Linked DNA regions of Homo sapiens: region 2 is linked to region 1. Evidence: chromatin loops called from intact Hi-C (ENCODE). Cell type or tissue: testis. All regions are shown on one strand. Links, peaks and the distances in the headings refer to the core of each region. The heading gives the core; the rest is flanking DNA.

Region 1 (10,827 bases), core at 2,807-7,806:
ATAAACTTAGTTGATAAAGCAGCAGCATGGTTTGAGAGGATTGACTCCAATTTTGAAAGAAATTATTTTGGAAGCATAAACAGAAGACAGCCGCATTTATATACAATGCTCAACAGTACATTTTACTAATAGTGAAGACTTTTAAGACTCTTAAGTCACGTCTATGAAGTAAAAAATGAAGGCAAATTGTATCAATTACCATGTAAATTTGTATTATAATCAGTTGAAATGATTCAGATCCCACTTTTTTTCCCTCCAAAAGCCATCTTTCAACCAAGAAAATCAACTAAAACTAAGGAGAAAAAAAGACAAAATTAGTTACTCACGGTGGGAAAAGAGAAAAGAAGGAAAGGAAGAACAAAAAGAAAACATACCTTTCTGGAAGACTTTAGAAAATTTTAGGCTTAAACACTTGACCTCTGAGATTCCATGAGATGCATCATTATGAAATGTAATTTACTAGGTTGAAATTAAAGAATAATCTCTTACATCTAAGAATACTAGATCTTTCCTCAAAAAACTACAAATAGAACTACCATATGATCTAGCAATTCTACTTCTAGATATATATCCAAAGGAATTGAAATCAATATGTTGAAAAGATTTTTATCTGTGCCCCCATGTTCATTGCAGCACTATTCACAATAGCCTATGATGTGGAATCAACCTAAGTGTTCATCAGTGAATGAATAGCTAAAGAAAATGTGGTATGTATACACAATGGAATGCTATTCAGCCTTAAAAAAATACGGAAATCCTGTCATTTGCAACAGCATGAATGAATTAGAGGACGTTATAGTACATGAAATAAACCAGGCAATAAAGACAAATACCACATGATCTCACATATACATGGAATCTAAAAAAAGTCAAACTCATGAAAGTAAACAGTAGAATGGTAGTTACCAGAGGCTGGGAGTAAGGGGGAGTGGGTAGACAGAGAGATGTTGGTCAAAGGGTACAACATTTAAGTTAGGCGAGAGGAATAAATTTGTGGGATGTGTTACACAGCAGGGTGCCTACAGTTAAAATAGTGTATACATCAAAATTGCTAAAAGAATAAATCTTTTTTTCTTTTCTTTTCTTTTCTTTTCTTTTTTTTTTTTTTAGACAGAGTCTCGCTCTGTCACCCAGGCTGGAGTGCAGTGGCATGATCATGGCTCACTTTAGCCTCAGCCTCCCAGTCTCAAGTGATCCTCTCATCCCAGCCTCCCAAGTAGCTGGGACCATGGGCATACACCACCACGCTGGGCTAATTTTTTAATTTTTGTAGACACGGGGGTCTGACTATGTTGCCCAGACTGATCTTGAACACCTGGGCTCAAGTGATCCTCCCGCCTCAACCTCCCAAAACGCTGGGATTACAGGTGTGAGCCACTGTGCCCAGCCAAAGAGAGTAAATTTCTAATGTCTCACCACAGAAAATTAGTAAGTGATGGATATATTAATTAGCTTGATTTAATCATTCTACAGTGTATTCAAAACATTATATTGTACCCCATAAATATATATACTTATTACTATTATTATTTTCTAGAGACAGGGTGTCACTATATTGCCCAGGCTCGTCTCAAATTCCTGACCTCAAGCAATCCTCCTGCCTTGGCCTCCCAAAGTGCTGGGATTACAAGCGTAAGCCACCATGCCCTGCCACATATATAATGATTATCTGTCAACTAAAAATAATACTAACAATGTGTTTTGAAAAAAATATTAGATCCTACAAAGTTAGTTGTCATTCTAGTCCCTAAAAGGCAGTGCAGCTGAGCTTTTGATTATATGCCTACTCTGGTTTTCTTTAGTTTATTCCCTGTTGATTATTAATAACTTTATAGAAAAAATAAACTTATATGATGTTATAACAGTGTTTTTCAAAGTTAAATAATATAATAATCCCTTTTAGAGGAGCAAAAAATTATTGCATATCTCCAGTGTTAAATTATTTTTATTCCTTTAAGTGTTCATAATCATCAAATTACATATACACTCAGTGTATAGTTTGTTTCAACTATAAAACTGAAATTAATTTTCAAGTTAAGTGCAAACAAAAGCATAAAACTAATAAAATTCAAGGAATAATGTTTTCATAAAACAAAAACAATGGTATGGGTTGAATAGTGGAAAGATGCATTTGGAGATTTTATGCTTCATTGTGTATTGCATTGACTTTGAACACACTGGAACATTATTTGAGTCACGGGCATTTTTCTATTTTTCCTTTTAAATAATGACAATCATTTGAACCAATTCATTGTTTTGAAGAGCTGATCTGCTTCATAGCACCCTCCAAGTTGCGATAGTAATAAAATATTAGAACAATTAAAAGTCATAATAAATGCTTTTCCATTTGGCCTATTTATTACCTCACCTACTAAAGGAAGTGTCATGTGAAGTGTGCTACGAGGTGACTGTCTTCACTACCTCCCTACATCTGAACGACTATGAAACCTTTATTCATATAAAGTGCCAGAACATTACAGGGCCTCCTCTTGGCTCCCACATAATTGTAAACACTCATACGGTTTGGGTATTTGGTTATAAGGTGGTTATCCAAGTGATCTAGAATATACTCACGCCAGAGTTTTAAAATCATCATTGAAATGAAAACACAAAGTTCAGAAACTTTTGCAGAGAACTCGAGGGCTCCTGTGTTACAAAGTTAGTGATTTTAATCAGTTGCTCTTTCCTTTGTTTTGTTTTGCTTTTGTTTCTGAGACGGAGTCTAGCTGTCGCCCAGGCTGGAGTGCAGTGGCGCGATCTCGGCTCACTGCCAGCTCCGCCTCCCGGGTTCACGCCATTCTCCTGCCTCAGCCTCCCGAGTAGCTGGGACTACAGGCGCCCACCACCACGCCCGGCTAATTTTTTTGTATTTTTAGTAGAGATGGGGTTTCACCGTGTTAGCCAGGATGGTCTCGATTTCTTAACCTCGTGATCCGCCCCCCTCGGCCTCCCAAAGTGCTGGGATTACAGGCGTGAGCCACTGCGCCGGGCCAATCAGTTGCTCTTTCTGAAGAGAGTTTCACTGGCACCGCACCACTTGCCACTGAGAGCGCTGGGGTCCAACTAGAAGTCAAATTTGAGCAAATGAATATTGTTTTAGACTACTAAATGTTTAAGACGTCAGACAAGTGATTCTGCTCTACTAATATCAGAAGGATAAGAAGACAGTGGTAGTCAAGCCCATTGTGCTCCCCAGATGGAAACTAATATTCAACTAAAGGTGCAGCTCAAAACTCCGTCTCTGGTACACTGTGTGTGACCGTCTGCCCTATAAGTAGCAAACTCCACCATGAATTGCTGATGCCATTAGTTTCTGTGTATCTCCAAAACACTGACCAGAAAATTCCACAGTAGGGATTTGTAAGAGAATGCCCTCGCTTGTGCATCTTCACAGATTTTTCTGATCAACATGAGCAAGTTTGCCTCCTTGTCCCCTTGAAAATAATAATGTCTTGTGTGGTTGGGTGAAGCTATATATATATATATTTTTTGTTTTGTTTTGTTTTGTTTTGTTTTTGCTAAAAAAAGAATCTTACAGGGAGATAAAGGGATTTCTGGAGGAATTAATTTTTTTTTCAATTATGTGGGACAAATGGTGCTTAAAATGAAGATAGGACAAAGGCTCTTAAATTTTTGACTGAACAATGGAAAGGGAACTTGGATGTGGAACTCCCATCTCCATTCCTGGTTGCAGACTCAGTCTGACGGGGAGGTCTTGCACTCAAAGCTGTCTTCTCTCCACAGCCTCTGAAATCCACGGCCTGTGTGCCCCAATTAGTACACTCTGCCAGGGGACAAATGAAGCACCCTACTGGCTTTTAAAAACATAGCTGGAGGTGTAGACCCTTATTAGACAGATCCAAAGTTTAAGACATAACCTTACTGACAGAAGACACCTCCTCATCTTATTTCCTGGCCCCATCTCTTCCCTGCCCACTGTGCTTTAGCTCCTTTGAGTTTTGTGGGCTGGTTACTGAGGCCTTAGATAAAATGCAATTTACCTGTATTTCTAATTTTTCAGCAAGTTAGAGTGCCCTCTGGTGGGAATGTCTCCAGTAGTTACCCAGGTCTTGCAGACTATCTGAATTTGTGAGTCCACATTTTCTGCTTGTGCTAAGCTGAACACGGTCTCTCACTGCTCCCTTTTTATTCAACTCAGCCTCATGAGTTTCACAGCCAGAGATAAGTGAGAAAGGATGGAAATGTGGTCATCAGTAGCCAGTGGTATATTTTTCTAAGCAATATTGATTTTATTTATGTTTATTTTCAAATGTGGTAGTGGTGGGGAGTGGGGAGGATGTAGTAATTTCCCAGAGTAAGCCAGAATGATGGTTCCAAATTCAAGAAATACTAAATGTATTTAACTCCACTCGCAAAGGAAACATTTGGGTTATCAAATGACTCATTGTGTAACTAAGTGTCCTGTTTTTAAAAGTTTTTCTCTCTCTCTTTCCTGCCCGTTCCTTGTCTTGCCTTTAACAATGAGATAATAGTCTTTGCTCTCACTCTTTCTCCCAGGCACCCCTTTGCACAGTGTTTCCCTTATCTAATTACGTGTTTGTTTAGAAGTTCCAGAGACTAAATCTTAAAGCAATTCAGTCTACTGTGGGATTCTCCCCCACCTGGAGATTACTTCAAGGCTGCAGTTAATTTGCAACCTGGCTGTCCCAGAGATGGCACTAGCCCACACACCAGATGGGGCAACAGCTCAAGATAGTCATCAGAACAAGTCACATAGGCTGACCCCTATCACCACTCCTGCATGCCCATCATACCAAACTCCCCTTTAGCCTTTACCCTTGACCTAGAAAGCTGAAACGGTTTCTTTAAGGCACTAGCTTTGGCCATTTTTCCACTGCTAGCTCTGGAATAAAGTAACTTTCCTTTAGCTGTAGTTCATCTTTGTTATTGGCTTTGCAAGTGGTGAGCAGCTGAGCCTGCACTCGGTAACAATTGGGAACCTAAATATAGTATTTCCTGTGATGTTTAAGCACTCAGGGGCTTACTCTCCCTTTAGTATCAATTGTTCAGATCTCACCATAACAAAGTTGAGAGTTCCAATGTAAGTAGTTTGCAAAATTTTAGTCCAAAATGTAATAAGACAGACTGAGGATTAGTAATAGTTTAAATACACAGTTTAGTTACTACTTCAAGGCATTTTTTTTTGGTGGGGGGTGGGGGGGCGGGTCTTAGTATGTTGCCTAGGCTGGTCTCGAACTCCTGGGCTTACAGAATCCTCCTGTCTCAGCCTCCCAAAGCAATGAGATTAGCCACTGTGCCCAGCCTCAAGGCATAATTAAAAAATTTTTTTATTTAGAATATTTTTAAATATTTACAAAATAGTATATGAGAGACTATAATAAGCCCCCATTTAGCTATCAGATAGCTTCAACAGTTGCCAACTTATTACTAGTCTTATTTCTCTATGCCTTCTTCCTCCTTTCTCAATTATTCAGAAGTAAACTTCAGACCTCTTACCCTTTCATCTATAAATATTTCAGAAGAGATCTCTAAGAGATTAGAACTTCCTTTCAAAAATATAACCACAAATCATCATACACAAAAAAATTAATGACAATTCCCTAATATATCGAGGTAATGTTTAAATTTCCCTCTGTCTCTTTTAATCTATGGATTCTCCTCTCTCTCCTTTCTTTTTACTCAATATATTTTATAAGAAACCGAATCACTTATATGCAGTTCCTACAATCTAGATTTATCTCAATGTATCATTTTGGTGTTGTATAAGGAGCTCCTCTGTTATTAAATAACTAGTTAGATCTAGAAACTTGATCAGATTCAGGTTCAATGTTTGGCAAGGCAACTTCACAGGCAATGAGGCAGCTTTCCACCAGGAGGCGCAGTTGGTCCCTTTTTGAGATGTTTGCAGCTATTGACGGATAAACCACTGCATTGATTTATTAATAAACTTTAACAGTTGCAAAATGGTGATATTCTAACTGTGCCATCCCCTTTTCTTTCATTAGCTTTTTAATGATTCTTTGAAGAAATTTCCCCTCATGAATCATTTTATTACTTTAAGATGCAATTTGTATAGAGAGCCTAGAAAAATGCTTGATTTTTTTTCCTTGCCAGTTTTCAAAACGAGTTAGTTCTTCTGAAGAATAGAGAGGAAAAACAAATTCAGTTTCTCACACTATAGTCTCACAACCCACTTCTGACACCAGAAGCAGGGGTGTTCTCCTCCCCTCCCCGTCCCCTGACCAGCCGACCTCAAGCAAGCAATCAATTCTGCAGGAGACACTAGCTGGGTGTCCTCTAATTCAATTCAGTTCTGACACTAACTACCTGGAGACAGTGTTGCAGGACAGAGAAATATGTTACAGGAAAGAGGTCCCAATCCAGACCCGAGAGAGGGTTCTTGGATCTCGTGCAAGAAAGAATTCAGGGCAAGTTCGCAGTGCAAAGTGAAAGGAAGTTTATTAAGAAAGTAAAGGAATAAAAGAATGGCTATTCCATAGTCAGAGCAACCCTGAGGGCTGCTGGTTGCCCATTTTTAATGGCTATTTCTTGATGATATGCTAAACAAGGGGTGGATTATTCATGCCTCCCCTTTGTAGACCATATAGGGTAACTTCCTGACGTTGCTATGGCATTTGTCAACCGTCATGGTGCTGGTGGGAGTGTCCAGTAAGGATGACCAGAGGTCAGTCTTGTCGCTATTTTGGTTTTGGTGGATTTTGGCCCACTCCTTTACTGCAACCTGTTTTATCACCAAGGTCTTTATGACCTGTATTTTGTGCTGATCTTCCATTTCATCCTGTGACTTAGAATGCCTTAACCATCTGGGAATGCAGCCCAGTGGGTTTCAGCCTCATTTTACCCAGCTATTTGAGATGGAGTTGCTCTGATTCACACACCTTTGACAATAGCATCAGAACCCACAGGTTGAGGGCTCAGCCCCACAAGAGTTCTTCCCACTTCAGATCTGAAGTAACAAGTTCTCACCCATATTTCTGTCCAATCGGCTATAAATTGGGTTTCTATGACCGCCCTGCTCTGGCTTTATTAATTTGTTCGGACAATTCACAGAACTCAGGAAAACACGTTTTCTGGCTTATTATTGTAAAAGATATTACAAAGGCTACAGAAGAACAGTCAGATGGAACAGGTGCACACAGCAAGGTATGTGGGAAGGGGTGTGGAGTTTCCATGCCGTCTCTGCCACCCTCCAGGAACCTCCATATGTTCAGCTATCCAGTCTTTTTGGATTTTTATGGAAGCTTCATTACACAGGCATGACTGATTAAATTATTGGCCATTGGTAATGAACTCAACCTTCAGGCCCTCTCTCCTCACCAAAAGTTGAGGTGTTGGGGCTGGAAGCCCCAACCCTGTAATTATGCCTTATTGTTTCCAGTGACCAATTCTTATCCTGAGGCTATCCAGGGAAAGCCAGTCATGAATCATTAGCATACAAAAAGACACATCACTTTGGAGATTCCAAGGATTTTAGAAGCTATGTGCCAGGAAATGGGAAGAAGACCAAATATCTGTTTTACAACATCACAGTTCCCTAACATCATCCAAAGGTGACAAGTGAGGTTTTAAAAAATCATTATGAATTCATGTATGTGAATATATTTGATATTTTTCAATCCACTGAAGTTATTATACTTGTCGATGCTCAAATTTTCCCATCTTTAACCAGTGGGAACCTATTTAAGTTGGCTCCCAAATCCTTTTGACATAACCCTACTGGCCTTTAAAACTTCCCTGCTTTCCGACATGATAAGATGTTCCAGGCTTTCTTTACGTTTCCTAATCCGACCCAGGCCTGGGGTTAGCCATTTTTCCAAGGCAGAGGTTCTCAAAGTTTGGCCCAGGTCCTCTTAAGAGTCCCTGTGATCCTTTTATGGGGTCCGTGATGTCAAGATTATTTTCATAGTAAGAGTTATCACTCAGTATCCATGTCCCCAAGGATACTGAGGGTCCCAGGACCCCTCTCAGATACCCAAATCCACAGATGCTCATCTCCCTTGATAAAAGAAAAACTGTAGACAAATTAAATTTAACAAAGTTTAATTGATCAAGGAAAAAGCAATTCGCAAATTGGGCCCTCAGAATCACAGCAAATTCAGAGAGTTATTTCTGCACAGTTGGAGAGATTTTAAGAATAGAAAAAGGAAACTGAAATACAAAAAAAAAAAAAAACACAACAGAAGTGAGGTACAGAAACAGCCAGATTGGTTACAGCTTGGCGTTTGCCTTATTTAGACCTGGTTTGGACAGTTGGCCACCTGTGAGTGGCTGAAGTATGGCTGCAGTGATTGACTGAGATGCAGCTATTGTTACAGAAGTATGTCTCCATTAGATTTTTCAGTTTGCTTATCTATTAAGTTAGGTTGCAATTCCTAAGTAAGAACTCCAGTATGCAAGTATGGAGACTTTCTCGGGCCAGATTTTAGTTTGGTTTAGCACCCTCATATAAAATGGGGTAGTATTTGCATATAACCTATGCACATCCTCACATATACTTTAAATCATCTCTAGGTTATGTAACTGAGTATCCCCATTTTTCTAAGAAAAAGAGAATGAGTTATTTTTTTTATTAGTTTTCTTCTTTTCTCTTCTGTTTCTTGCTATTCTCCACTTCCTACTAGCCCGTTTGAAATGCAATTATAACCTTTACCTCCCCTTCACCAGACACTCCCTACAGGGCAAGTTCATCTAACTTTGTACTCAGAAGCTCCAGAACAAACTCTCACCCACCAGGAGATTGCCTCAAGAGGTAACAGTCGATTTACAACCCAAAGTATACATGATGAGAAACTCTTTCCCACCGGGAAAGTTTTTGGCCATTTTAATAACTTATTTCTGCCCATGAAGATGCCAACTTGACTGCCTAGTAGATAAGGTGCCAAGCTAGCATGTGGACTTCCTACCCACTTGCTGTCTCCCCTGCCTTTCGAAAGTACCCACTTTCTGCTCCAAAAGTGGAGCAGTACCTTTGAGGCTGGAAGCCCATACTTCTTCCCCTAAGCTAGCTTTGGAATACAAAGTCACTTTCTTTATACCAGACCTCGCTCTTGTTAACTGGACTCTGCAAGTGTTGAGTGACTAAACCTGTGTTTCAGTTACAATTACTTATAATACCTAATACAATGTCAATACTCTGTCAATAGTTGTTAGGCTGTATTGTTTAAAATTCATATTACTTTTTATTGTTTTTTTTCCTGAATAGTTTCTATCTGTGGTTGGCTGAATATGTAATTGTGGAACCCACAGATACAGATGACTGACTGTTTGCCCTTTTTATTTTACCCTTATAAAGTCTCATTCTCTCACAAATATACATGGGGATTTTCAGAGGCTATACGATGTGTTACATTATGATTGAATGCAGAAGCAGTTATAACAATTCTGCTGTCATTTATGAAGCAAGACATTAAAGACATTTACAAAAATGTAAAACAATGGCACTCTTCTCACTAATTTTTTAATGAGTACATTGTTACTTTAAAATGTTTAATTTCTAATGCAGTAAACATCAATAGATTAACCCACATAAACAAAAGCTCTTTGGGATCTCCAACAATTTTTAAGAATTTGAAGAAGTCTTGGAAGCAAAACTTTTGAGAACTGCTGCTTCAAGCAGTCCTAGTTCCTTTCAGTGGAAAATGTACATGAGAGATCACAACCTAAGAACAAAAGATGCTCATGATTATTGGTTTGCCAATTTCTTTTAGGCCATTATCAACAGGTAGAGCTAAGACAAAATTATATACATTTTTAAAGATAAAATACAATATGAGTTCATACTGATTCTTCCTGTTCACAATTTGACTATAGGATTTTTACTTAAACACATACAATTTATATACATGTCTCCCCATACCAAAAAAGATCAGTTTTTACAACACTCACGTAAACAGTTATTTTCAGTGTCAGATTAACAATACCATGATCAACACCACTATCCTCAATATGATTATTTAAAACAGTTTAAGATTTTTTTTTTTTTTTTTTGAGACGGAGCCTCTCTCTGTCACCCAGGCTGGAGTGCAGTGGCGCGATCTCGGCTCACTGCAAGCTCCGCCTCCCAGGTTCATGCCATTCTCCTGCCTCAGCCTCCCGAGTAGCTAGGACTACAGGCGCCTGCCACCACACCTGGCTAATTTTTGTATTTTTAGTAGAGACGGGGTTTCACTGTGTTAGCTAGGAAGGTCTCGATCTCCTGACCTTGTGATCCACCCGCCTTGGCCTCCCAAAGTGCTGGGATTACAGGCGTGAGCCACCACGCCTGGCCAAGATTTTTTTTAAGTTGTTTTTTTTTTGTTTGTTTTTGCGGGTTGTCTCTCAGTGGATTTACAATAATTCAATGGTTTAAAGTTATAGTTGATCCTTGAAAAAAACAGGTTGAACTTCGAGGGTCCATCATACGTGGATTTTCTTCTGCCTCTGGCACCCCAAGACAGCAAGACCAACCCCTCTCTTTGCCTCCTTATGATTTTCTTAATAACAGTTTATTTTCTCTGGCTTACTTTATTGTAATAATATAGCATATAATACATATACAAAATGTGTGTTAATTGACTGTATGTTATCAGTAAAACTTCTGGTCAAGAGTAGGCTATTAAGTTTTTGGAGAGTCCAAAGTTATATGTGGATGTTTGATTGTGCCAAGTGGAGGGGATTGGCACTACTAACCCTAGCGTTGTTACAAGGGCTATTGTATTTAGAATGATGTGTACCTTTGAGATTATGCCACCAAGTGGACCAATTAAGAGCTACTGGTTTTTACTTGATTTTTATGGACTGCTTTTTGTAAATTTAATTTTGTTTTGTAATGATATTGTTAAAATT
Region 2 (9,913 bases), core at 1,473-6,472, 390 kb before region 1:
GTCTGACTCCTGTGTGTCCTGCATTATGCTAAACACTGTACTCAAGTGATCTCATTGAATTCTCACTGTACATAACTCTATGAGGTTACGTGCTATTGTTATGCCCCTTTAGTGGATGAGCATCTAATATTCTACAATGGTTCCTGGGCACTATCCAAAGTTGGTATTGATTCTGATGCATCAACTCATTATTTTTCTTATCAATTGAACAGTATAAATGCAAGACTAACAGCAGAAGCCATAGAACCCAGGGGCCTTGGACCTGTGCTGATCAAAAGCTTTCCGTGGCATTTCATTGATTTCCCTGAGATCAGCCAGTTCCTTTAGCCCTTTTTGTCCATCTCTCATTCCCAACATCTTTCATCTCTTTTCTCTGCTCCTTCTGCACTCCAGGATTGTAATCCTTAGGTCATTAGTCCATCCATCCATAGTTCTTCTATCTGGCTTGATGCTGGACCTTTGGGCCTGCTTGATTGTCTGCTTCGTCTCCTGAGGTGGTTGTCTACATACACTGTGGCTCCTGGACGTTCTTCCCCAACCCAGCTGCAGAGGGCATGTGGCTTCATAGCCTTTTATTTGCTGTCATCAGGTACCAGGCACAGAAACTCTTGAAAATTGTCTGGGCACGGTGGCTCACGCCTGTAATCTCAGCACTTTGGGAGGCCGAGGCGGGCAGATCACAAGGTCAGGAGATCGAGACCATCCTGGCTAACATGGTGAAACACCGCCTCTACTAAAAATACAAAAAAAAAATTAGCCGGGCATGGTGGCGGGCACCTGTAGTCCCAGCTACTTGTGAGGCTGAGGCAGGAGAATGGTGTGAACCCAGGAGGCGGAGCTTGCAGTGAGCCGAGATTGTGCCACTGCACTCCAGCCTGGGTGACAGAGTGAGACCCCATCTCAAAAAAAAAAAAAAAAAAAAAAAAAAAATCATGGGCATATTAGTTAAAAACAGGCTCTGGATTCAGACCTGGGTTCCAGTCCTGGCTCTGCTACTCACAGCTGAGGGATCTTGGGCAAGTTACTTATTTTCTCTGAACTTTGGAATTCACATATGTAAATGAGCATAACAGAGTTGAGTTATAAGGATTAAATAATCTATGTAAAGGGTTTAGCATAGTATCTTGCATAGAGAAAGACTCAATAAATGGTAACTGGAAGCCTCTGCTTTTATCTCAGTGGAGGCTGGGAAAGAGGAATTCACCTTATCCATGCCTCTCTCTGCATCTGAAGCCTTACTGCCCCTGGAAACTTTCTAAATATGTACTCCATGGACTCCTTAGATCAGAATTACTGGTTTCCCTTTAAAAAAATGTAAGCACTTGGGCTTTACCAAATAATTACTGAATCACAATCCTGAGGGCCTAAGAATCTTCATTTTAAACCATTCAGGATGAACTTGATTTTATTGATGTTTGAGAACCACAATATAAATGAACCTTTGGCTTCAAAGCACCTTGCATTTCTGAAGCTTATGGATTTGGCTGTTCCCTGCCAGGACACAAATAGCATTTTCTGGTTAGCTGCCTGGGCCTGTCATAGGTCTGCCTTCCCTCTGCTGTGTCAGGGTTATTTCAGAGTCTGGGGAGACCTCCGGCATTAGCTGAAGGGGAGTCCCTCGTTACAGGGATCAGCCCTTCCTTTCTTCAGGAGTTTGGCAGAGCTCCTTTGGCCCCAGGCTCTTAGGAGCCATGTCTGGAGATGACTTCCCCTCAGTTGCTCCCGTTCCCTCTTCATGCCCAGAGATCAGTCCAGTGGCTTGGTCTGGGACCTGTAATGAACGCTGCCAGCCTTAGGCTCAGAGCGTAAGTATTTTTCCTTCTCTGGGCCTGTCTCTGAGATACCCAGGTACAAATGGTCCTTGTAGGGACTAGATCATACTTGAGATGGTAGTTAAGGATGTCTTTAGATTCAGGGATATTTTCTAGAGCCTGGCATCTGATAGTCACACAGACTGGACATGGCTGGATATCAGAGAGTTAGGACTCATCTGTCAGTGTTGGCCTAAATGCTTCCCTCTGCTTCCAACAACTCCAACTTGGAGGGAGACTTTCGCAGGGCTCTGAAGATTCTACCATAGACTAATTTTTAAAAATGTGATGAAAGCCGTGAAACCTCTTCAGCATAATGAATATTTACACATTTTGTATATGTTATCAGGGAATTTATGGAGCCACTGACGTGCTTCCATAGGGTCTGTGGACCCCAGTTTAAGAATCTCAAGAGAAAAGGGTCATTACCATGCATCTGGGATATACAGGAGGGGTCTCAGGTCACTGTGGAGGACTGGCGCCCACCACCATGCCTGGCTAATTTTTATATTTTTAATAGAGATGAGGTTTCACCATGTTGGCCAAGCTGGTCTCAAACTCCTGAGCTCAAGTGATCTTCCCACCTCAGCCTCTCAAAGTGCTGGGATTACAGGCGTGAGCCACTGCGCCAGGCTTTTTTTTTTTTTTTTTTAAATATTTTACCAACCAAGAAGAAGCATTGTAGTTCTGGCAGCCACAAGTTGAAAGCTGACACAACCCACTGCCCCCACCCCCAACTAGTACTGTTTGACATTTATTGGAGGAAAAAAACTATCATTTATTCACATTGAAGAATTAGTTACTGGCCAAAGACCTTTTGTAGAATCTTCTCCAGAAACTGTGGGAGGTCCTCCTAGAATGCTAGTTGGAGTTGCCAGGGTCCAGAGGCACCTCCATGTCCTGGGTCACCAGACCACCAGCCTTTGCGGCTCTTTCCCCAGCTGCATTCTGGAGGTAGGAAGCTGGGCCCAGGGCAGAGAAGGGGGCATCTGGGGATGTCTGAAGAGCCAGTTGAGCAGCTGAATCACAGGCATTCTCTAGGTTACAAATACATTGCTCAGAGACTAGGACTGCTTTCGAGAACCCACAAAGTGGAAGATGTTCATGACAAAGCAAGAGGGTCAATAGGTCAAATACTAAAATGTGTTCCCTCCAGCTGGCCAGGCATTAGGAAAGAGACCCAAGATGTGGGAGGGAGGCCCCAATAGGTATCTGAATCCCCCACATCCCCGCAGTAGCTCAAAGCCTCTATGTCCCCTTTATGTGAATGAGAAAAGGCATGCCCTGCAAGCAGAAGCTTTTAGCTCACACTCACTTGAGACTGAGGGCCACATAGGGTGCAACCGTACGTACAATCTTACGGTGTGGGGTCCCTGTTTCTCATGAGGTTCTCTAGGAAAGGTAGTTTTTTTGGTTCTCCATCATGTACCCAACGAAATTAAAAGAATATGGAACAAAACAGCCTTGCAATAAAATTTCGTTGAGTGAATGACACCTGTGTCAATACACTTGGAATGGATGTAGAAAAGATAACTTTTTCTGTTACATCTGAATTTGATTGGCAAGCATGTTGTCCAGTGAGTCTGCATCTTTGCCCTTAGAAACAGTTATTTTTATTTTTTAAATCCCTTTTTTTCACAGGTGTTGATCTTTAATTTTTTTTATTTAAACATTTTTTCTTGCCTTCTTCATTTTTCCTTCATATGACTTTGGAAACATTCTGATAAACATCTTACTGCCATTGTTTATGGGAAAAAAGTATATCTTACAGGTTAGAATTAGTGGAACATAAGCATGTTAATATTTTTCCACAGAATTTTCCAAATCTTTGCTAACAAAGCAAGTGATTAGGGAAACTGGGGTTTTCCGTATCTTTTCTGTGAATGGTCTATTTTCGGGGCTTGCCATGTTTGGCCACCAGATGGCAGCATTTGAACAATAAATTTTTAATTGTCTTCCACAAGACAAAGCTGTTTTTGAAGCCCTTTTATAAAGTATCTTATGTTTCAGAATCAATGCTTCAAAATAAAATATTTAAGGGGCTTTTAAAATAAGACTGATGTGTGTTTAACGTATCTCCTAATTAAGATAGAAGTTTGAGGGAAAACCAGTGTGTGGGTCAAAATACAAAACATACACGATTGACTGGGAGGCTGTTTGGCTGAGAGGTGAAATAGACTCTAAAGTTGGCTGGAAGCTGGGCGCGATGGCTCACGCCTATAATCCCAGCACTTTGGGAGGCTGAGGCTGGCGGATCATTTGAGGTCAGGAGTTCGAGAACAGCCTAGCCCCTAGCCAACATGGCAAAACCCTGTCTCCACCAAAAATACAAAAATTAGCCAGGTGTGGTGGCACGCGCCTGTAATCCCAGCTACTTGGCTGGCTGAGGCACGAGAATCGCTTCAACCCAGGAGGCAGAGATTGCTGTGAGCTGAGATCGTGCCATTGCACTCCAGCCTGGGTGACAGATCAAGACTGTGTCTCAACAAACAAACCCCAAAAAACATTCTTTCTATTAAAAAAAATAATAAGTTGGCTAGAGCCAAGGTTGAAGCCTGATTCTGGCAATCATGAAATGGGTCTTGGGGCATGTCAATGCATGGTAGGCATTGAAAATATGCTGGCAAATTTTCTTAATTTGACCCCAAGTTAGTGACTGTTGTTCACATCACAAGAATACCTGGGAGTAGCACTGGTAGCAGACACTTCTTTTGGGCATATTCTTCAAAAATGGCATCATTTTTACATCGACAATTGCTAAGTCGCTGGTGGTCAAATATTAGAGGAAGCACTGTCAAAGCAGGACGGTCAATATACAGAGAAGGTAAAGGGCTGTGTCTGCATTTTCCATGGGCCAGCTTCCCCGCAAACCTCCTTTTGATAGAAGAACCTAGCTTCATCTGTCTTCCATCTCTTCCAAGCCTTCTGTCTTTTAAGCAGGCAGAATAAAAGCTCCAATGCCAAAGAGTACAAGAATATTAAAATTGAAAAGGACTTTATGTACCAGGGGTCCTGACATTTTGAGGGAGTCATAGATCCAAAATTTGGTGAAGATGATAGCCCCTTTCCCATATGTTTTGCATGTAATTTCAAGGGAAGCACCCCAAAAATCAATAATCCATGGATTTTCTAGGGCAGGTCTTCTCAGCTGGTGTGCGTGTGTGTGTGTGTGTGTGTGTGTGTGTGTGTGTGTGTGTGTGTGTGTGTATCCCCTAGATTCTAATTATTTTGAACCAACTGGCAGTCCTTTTTTCCAAACTACACACAGAAAGTCACTCTGCTACCACTGGGCATCTAATCTCTCTGGTGCTTTGGGGCAAAGTTTAATCTCTTGCCTGGAGAATCTATCAGAACTCTTTATTCTAGTAGCCTCTGATGTTCCATTGAGGGATTTGAAACATAGAAGTGACTTATAATATCAGCAACCAACTTATGTCCTAATTAAACATCAAGAGTGCTTGCATTCCCAAATTCATGCTGGGAGAGAATATACTAAAACGTTAATTAGCGGTCCTCTCTTGGTGGTAAGAATGTGGATAATTTAAATTGTGTTATATTGTTGTGCACGCTTCTAAATTAGCTACAGTGAATACATATTTGGGAGTGTGAAAAAAGCCTCAAATTTTATTTTTAAAAAGTGATAGGTCACAAAGGAATGTAATCAACATTCAATTATTTATATTAATAGCTGATACAACAAAAAGTGGCTAATTTTTTTTTTTTTTTTACAAATAATGCCAGTTCCATTCGAGTGTTCTGTGGCCCTCCAGAGACAGGCATCCTGCAAGGCCAGATTTCAAGACCAAATTTGCTTGAGTCTGAGAATGACACACGTGAAGGTAATTCATTTGATCTGATGGATCTGATATTCCTAACACTAGATCTAGAAAAATAGTGGCTTTTTCTCTGTTTGCCCCTAACCTCAATGTCTGCGAGACACCAACTACATTTTAGTTATTCAAAATTGCTGTCCATAGCAACTTTCTGTTTGTACTTACAAATGCCTTTCACCACCCATTGAGATCCCATGATTTCCCTTGTAAATTATGTTGATATGAAATGTTACATTTGGTTTCCAAATACTGAACCACCTTGAATTCTGGGGGTGAATCCTCTTGGTTCCCTAGGGCTTCTCTTTCAGTATTGACTTTGACTCTGAAACATTCGTGATGGGATGGGTTTGGGGAATAAGATTTATAGATTGATTTATGTATTTGGCCTGGTCCCCAGATTTTAACAAAAGTATCAGGAAAAGGGGAAGAAAAGATGGAAAATGAGAAGAATGGTTAGAATTTTGGCTTGTTGGATCAGTTCCCAGAACATCCTTTGTGTTAGAGAAATCAAGTAATGGGAGAAGTGGAAAGAAAACAAAAAAGTTAGTGAAGCTAAACCAATCTACATAGTGAAGACAGAAGGGGGTGAAGGACTGAAAAAGATAGGTGAATATTTGGGGCAGACTTTGAGGCATCTGGGAAGTGGGAGCTTTGGAGGGCTCTGGGAGATTTGGGGAAAAGAAGGGGATTTGAAGAAGGGTTGGTCTCTCTGGGTATAAATGAGTCCCTTTTAATATATTTTTGAGAGACAAACAAAGATTATATACTTGATTAATTTTTTTTTCTTTTTTTGGTAGAGACAGGGTCTCACCATGTTGCCCAGGCTGATCTTGAACTCCTGGCCTCAAGGGATCCTCCCATCAGCCTTCCAAAGTGTTGGGATTATAGGCATAAGCCACTGCACCTGGCCTTTTTGGCCACATTTTGACTTCTGTTGTTCCTATTCCAATTTCTCATTTCTTGCATTTTGTATTTCTTCTTTTTTTCTTGATAATATTTGCTAGATGTCTGCTTATAAAACGCTGTTTTTTAGAAAAGTAGGTTTTCTTTATAACTCTTATTTTTGCCTTTTCTTTTGCTTTAAAAAAAAACTTTTGAGTCAAAGTTCATATACTTTAATATTAAGAATTTTCTTTTGGCTGGGTATGGTGACTTACACCTGTAATCCCAGCACTTTGGGAGGCTGAAGCAGGCAGATTGCTTGAGCCCAGGAGTTCGAGATCAGCCTGGGCAACATGGTGAGACTCCATCTCTAAAAAAAAAAGTTAAAAAATTAGCTGGGTGTGGTGGCAAACACTTGTAGTCCCAGCTGCTCAGGAGGCTGAGGTGAGGATTGCTTGAGTCTGGGAGGTCAAGTCTGCAGTGAGCCGTGGTCATGCCACTGCACTCCAGCTTGGGTGACAAGCTGGAGTCTCTTTTGGGTCTCAAAAAGAAAAAAAAAGAATTTTATTTTTATGATGAAATAAATTTTTAAAAATAATGAAAATATTTATGGCTATAAATTGAATGTTGGGTTGGACCTGAGATTTACAGAGACTGCCTTGGCTGTTGATAAGAAGAAAATACTTACTCTAGTTTCAAGACCTGAACCATCAGGTTTTCTTGTTTCCATCAGAGAAGTCACATGTCAGGATGCTTAAGTGTAGGATAAGGCTTTGCTCCTTGTATATTTCACAAATTTTTTTTTCTTTTTTCTTTTTTTGAGATGGGTTCTAACTCTGTCACCTAGGTTGGAGTGCAATGGCATGATTATAACTCACTGCAGCCTTGAACTCCTGGGTTCAAGTGATCCTTCCACCTTAGCCCACAAATATTGTTTCTTCCTATTTTCTTATACATGAGTAGCCTTCTACCCCCGAGCACAGAAACACAGGATCTGCTATTAGTCTTTTATACTTCAGCATGATTTTACAGATCACTATTATCTTTTCCAGACAGGAATTTGCATTTCAATTCTTTTTGTACAACAAAAAGCTTTGTCCTCAATTGAAGGATTTTTAATTTTAACGAAGTCCAATTTTTACATTTTATCTTTTGTAAATTGTATTTTGGTGTTGTAAAGTCATTGCTAAACTCAAGGTCACCTAGATACCTAGATTTTCTCCTATATTATCTTCTAGGAGTTTTATACTTTTATGTTTTATATTTATGTCTGTGATCCATTATGTCTATGAGTTAATTTTTGTGAAAGGGGTAAGATTGTTATTTAGATTCATTTCCGTGAATGTCCAGTTGAAGCATTTTTAAGCATTATCAGATGGGGAATATTTTTTTTTTTAGTGAGAAAAGACATTTATTTTCTTATGTAAAACATATATTGCATATAACAGTAATAATGACATAAGTTGATTTATAAAGAAGGCAAAAATAAACAATATTCAGAATAAAAAGCTGATAGCAGTAGAAATTTAAAAATTGAAAACTTTTTTTTTTTTTTTTGAGACGAAGTCTCACTCTTGTCCCCCTGGCTGGAGTGTGATGGCACAATCTTGGCTAACTGCAACCTCCACTTCCCAGGTTCAAGCAATTCTCCTGCCTCAGCCCCGCGAGTAGCTGGGATTACAGGCATCTGCCACCATGCCTGGCTAATTTTCGTGTGTGTGTATATATATATATATACACACACACACATATATGTATATACACACACACATGCATATATATATACACATATATATACACACACATGTATCTACACATACATACACATATATATATATATACATTTATTACACTTTAAGTTCTAGGGTACATATGCACAACGTGCAGGTTTGTTCCATAGGTATACATGTGCCAAGTTGGTTTGCTGCACCCATTAATGTCATTTACATTAGGTATTTCTCCTAATGCTATCCCTCCCCCAGCCCCCTACCCCACGACAGGCCCTGGTGTGTGATGTTCCCCACCCTGTGTCCAAGTGTTCTTATTGTTCAATTCCCACCCATGAGTGAGAACATGTGGTGTTTGGTTTTCTGTCCTTGTGATAGTTTGCTGAGAATGATGGTTGCCAGCTTCATCCATGTCCGTGCAAAGGACATGAACTCATCGTTTTTTATGGCTGCATAGTACTCCATGGTGTATCTGTGCCACATTTTCTTAATCCAGTCTATCATTGATGGACATTTGGGTTGGTTCCAAGTCTTTGCTATTGTGAATAGTCCTGCAATAAACATATGTGTGCATGTGTCTTTATAGTAGCATGATTTATAATCCTTTGGGTATATACCCAGTAATAGGATCACTGGGTCAAATGGTATTTCTAGTTCTAGATCCTTGAGGAATCACCACACTGTCTTCCACAATGGTTGAACTAGTTTACACTCCCACCAACAGTGTAAAAGCATTCCTATTTCTCCATATCCTCTCCAGCATCTGTTGTTTCCTGACTTTTTAATGATCGCCATTCTAACTGGTGTGAGATGGTATCTCATTGTGGTTTTGATTTGCATTTCTCTGATGACCAGTGATGATGAGCATTTTTTCATGTGTCTATTGGCTGCATAAATGTTTTCTTTTGAGAAGTGTCTATTCATATCCTTTGCCCACTTTTTGATGGGGTTGTTTTTTTCTTCAAAATTTGTTTAAGTTCTTTGTAGATTCTGGATATTAGCCCTTTGTCAGATGAGTAGATGGCAAAATTTTTCTCCCATTCTGTAGGTTGCCTGTTCATTCTGATGGTAGTTTCTTTTGCTGTGCAGAAGCTGTTTAGTTTAATTAGATCGCATTTGTCTATTTTGACTTTTGTTGCCATTGCTTTTGGTGTTTTAGTCATGAAGTCCTTGCCCATGCCTATGTCCTGAATGATATTGCCTAGGTTTTCTTCTAGGGTTTTTATGGTTTTTAGGTCTTACATTTAAGTCTTTAATCCATCTTGAATTAATTTTTGTATAAGGTGTAAGGAAGGGATCCAGTTTCAGCTTTCTACATACGGCTAGCCAGTTTTCCCAGCACCACTTATTAAATAGGGAATCCTTTCCCCATTTCTTGTTTTTGTCAGGTTTGTCAAAGATCAGATGGTTGTAGATGTGTGGTGTTATTTCTGAAGCCTCTGTTCTGTTCCATTGGTCTATATCTCTGTTTTGGTACCAGTACCATGCTGTTTTGGTTACTGTAGCCTTGTAGTATAGTTTGAAGTCAGGTAGCATGATGCCTCCAGCTTTGTTCTCTTTGCTTAGGATTGTCTTGGCAATGCAGGCTCTTTTTTGGTTCCATATGAACTTTAAAGAAGTTTTTCCCAATTCCGTGAAGAAAGTCATTGGTAGCTTGATG

Evidence for each region. A loop is a pair of places that touch in the nucleus more often than their neighbours do. Peaks named below come from ENCODE experiments on the same cell type or tissue, not always from the same donor. Only the 100,000 strongest peaks of a DNase experiment are listed, where the experiment ranks them.
Region 2: it touches region 1 in a loop (3-fold over the local background); 102 of 110 quality-filtered maps call a loop at or near these places.

What each region holds. Positions count from the first base shown.
Region 1 is chr9:32,574,934-32,585,760 of GRCh38, reverse strand. No RefSeq gene overlaps it. Among named protein-coding and RNA genes, the nearest start is that of NDUFB6, 7.2 kb to the right of the region's middle. In testis, for the core only: CTCF peaks have their summits at 4,065 (motif pointing left) and 5,841 (motif pointing right); DNase peaks (open chromatin) are centred at 4,060, 4,670 and 5,850; H3K4me3 peaks cover 347 bases; H3K27ac peaks cover 2,613 bases.
Region 2 is chr9:32,962,413-32,972,325 of GRCh38, reverse strand. No RefSeq gene overlaps it. Among named protein-coding and RNA genes, the nearest start is that of APTX, 34 kb to the left of the region's middle. In testis, for the core only: a CTCF peak has its summit at 3,701 (motif pointing right); a DNase peak (open chromatin) is centred at 3,715.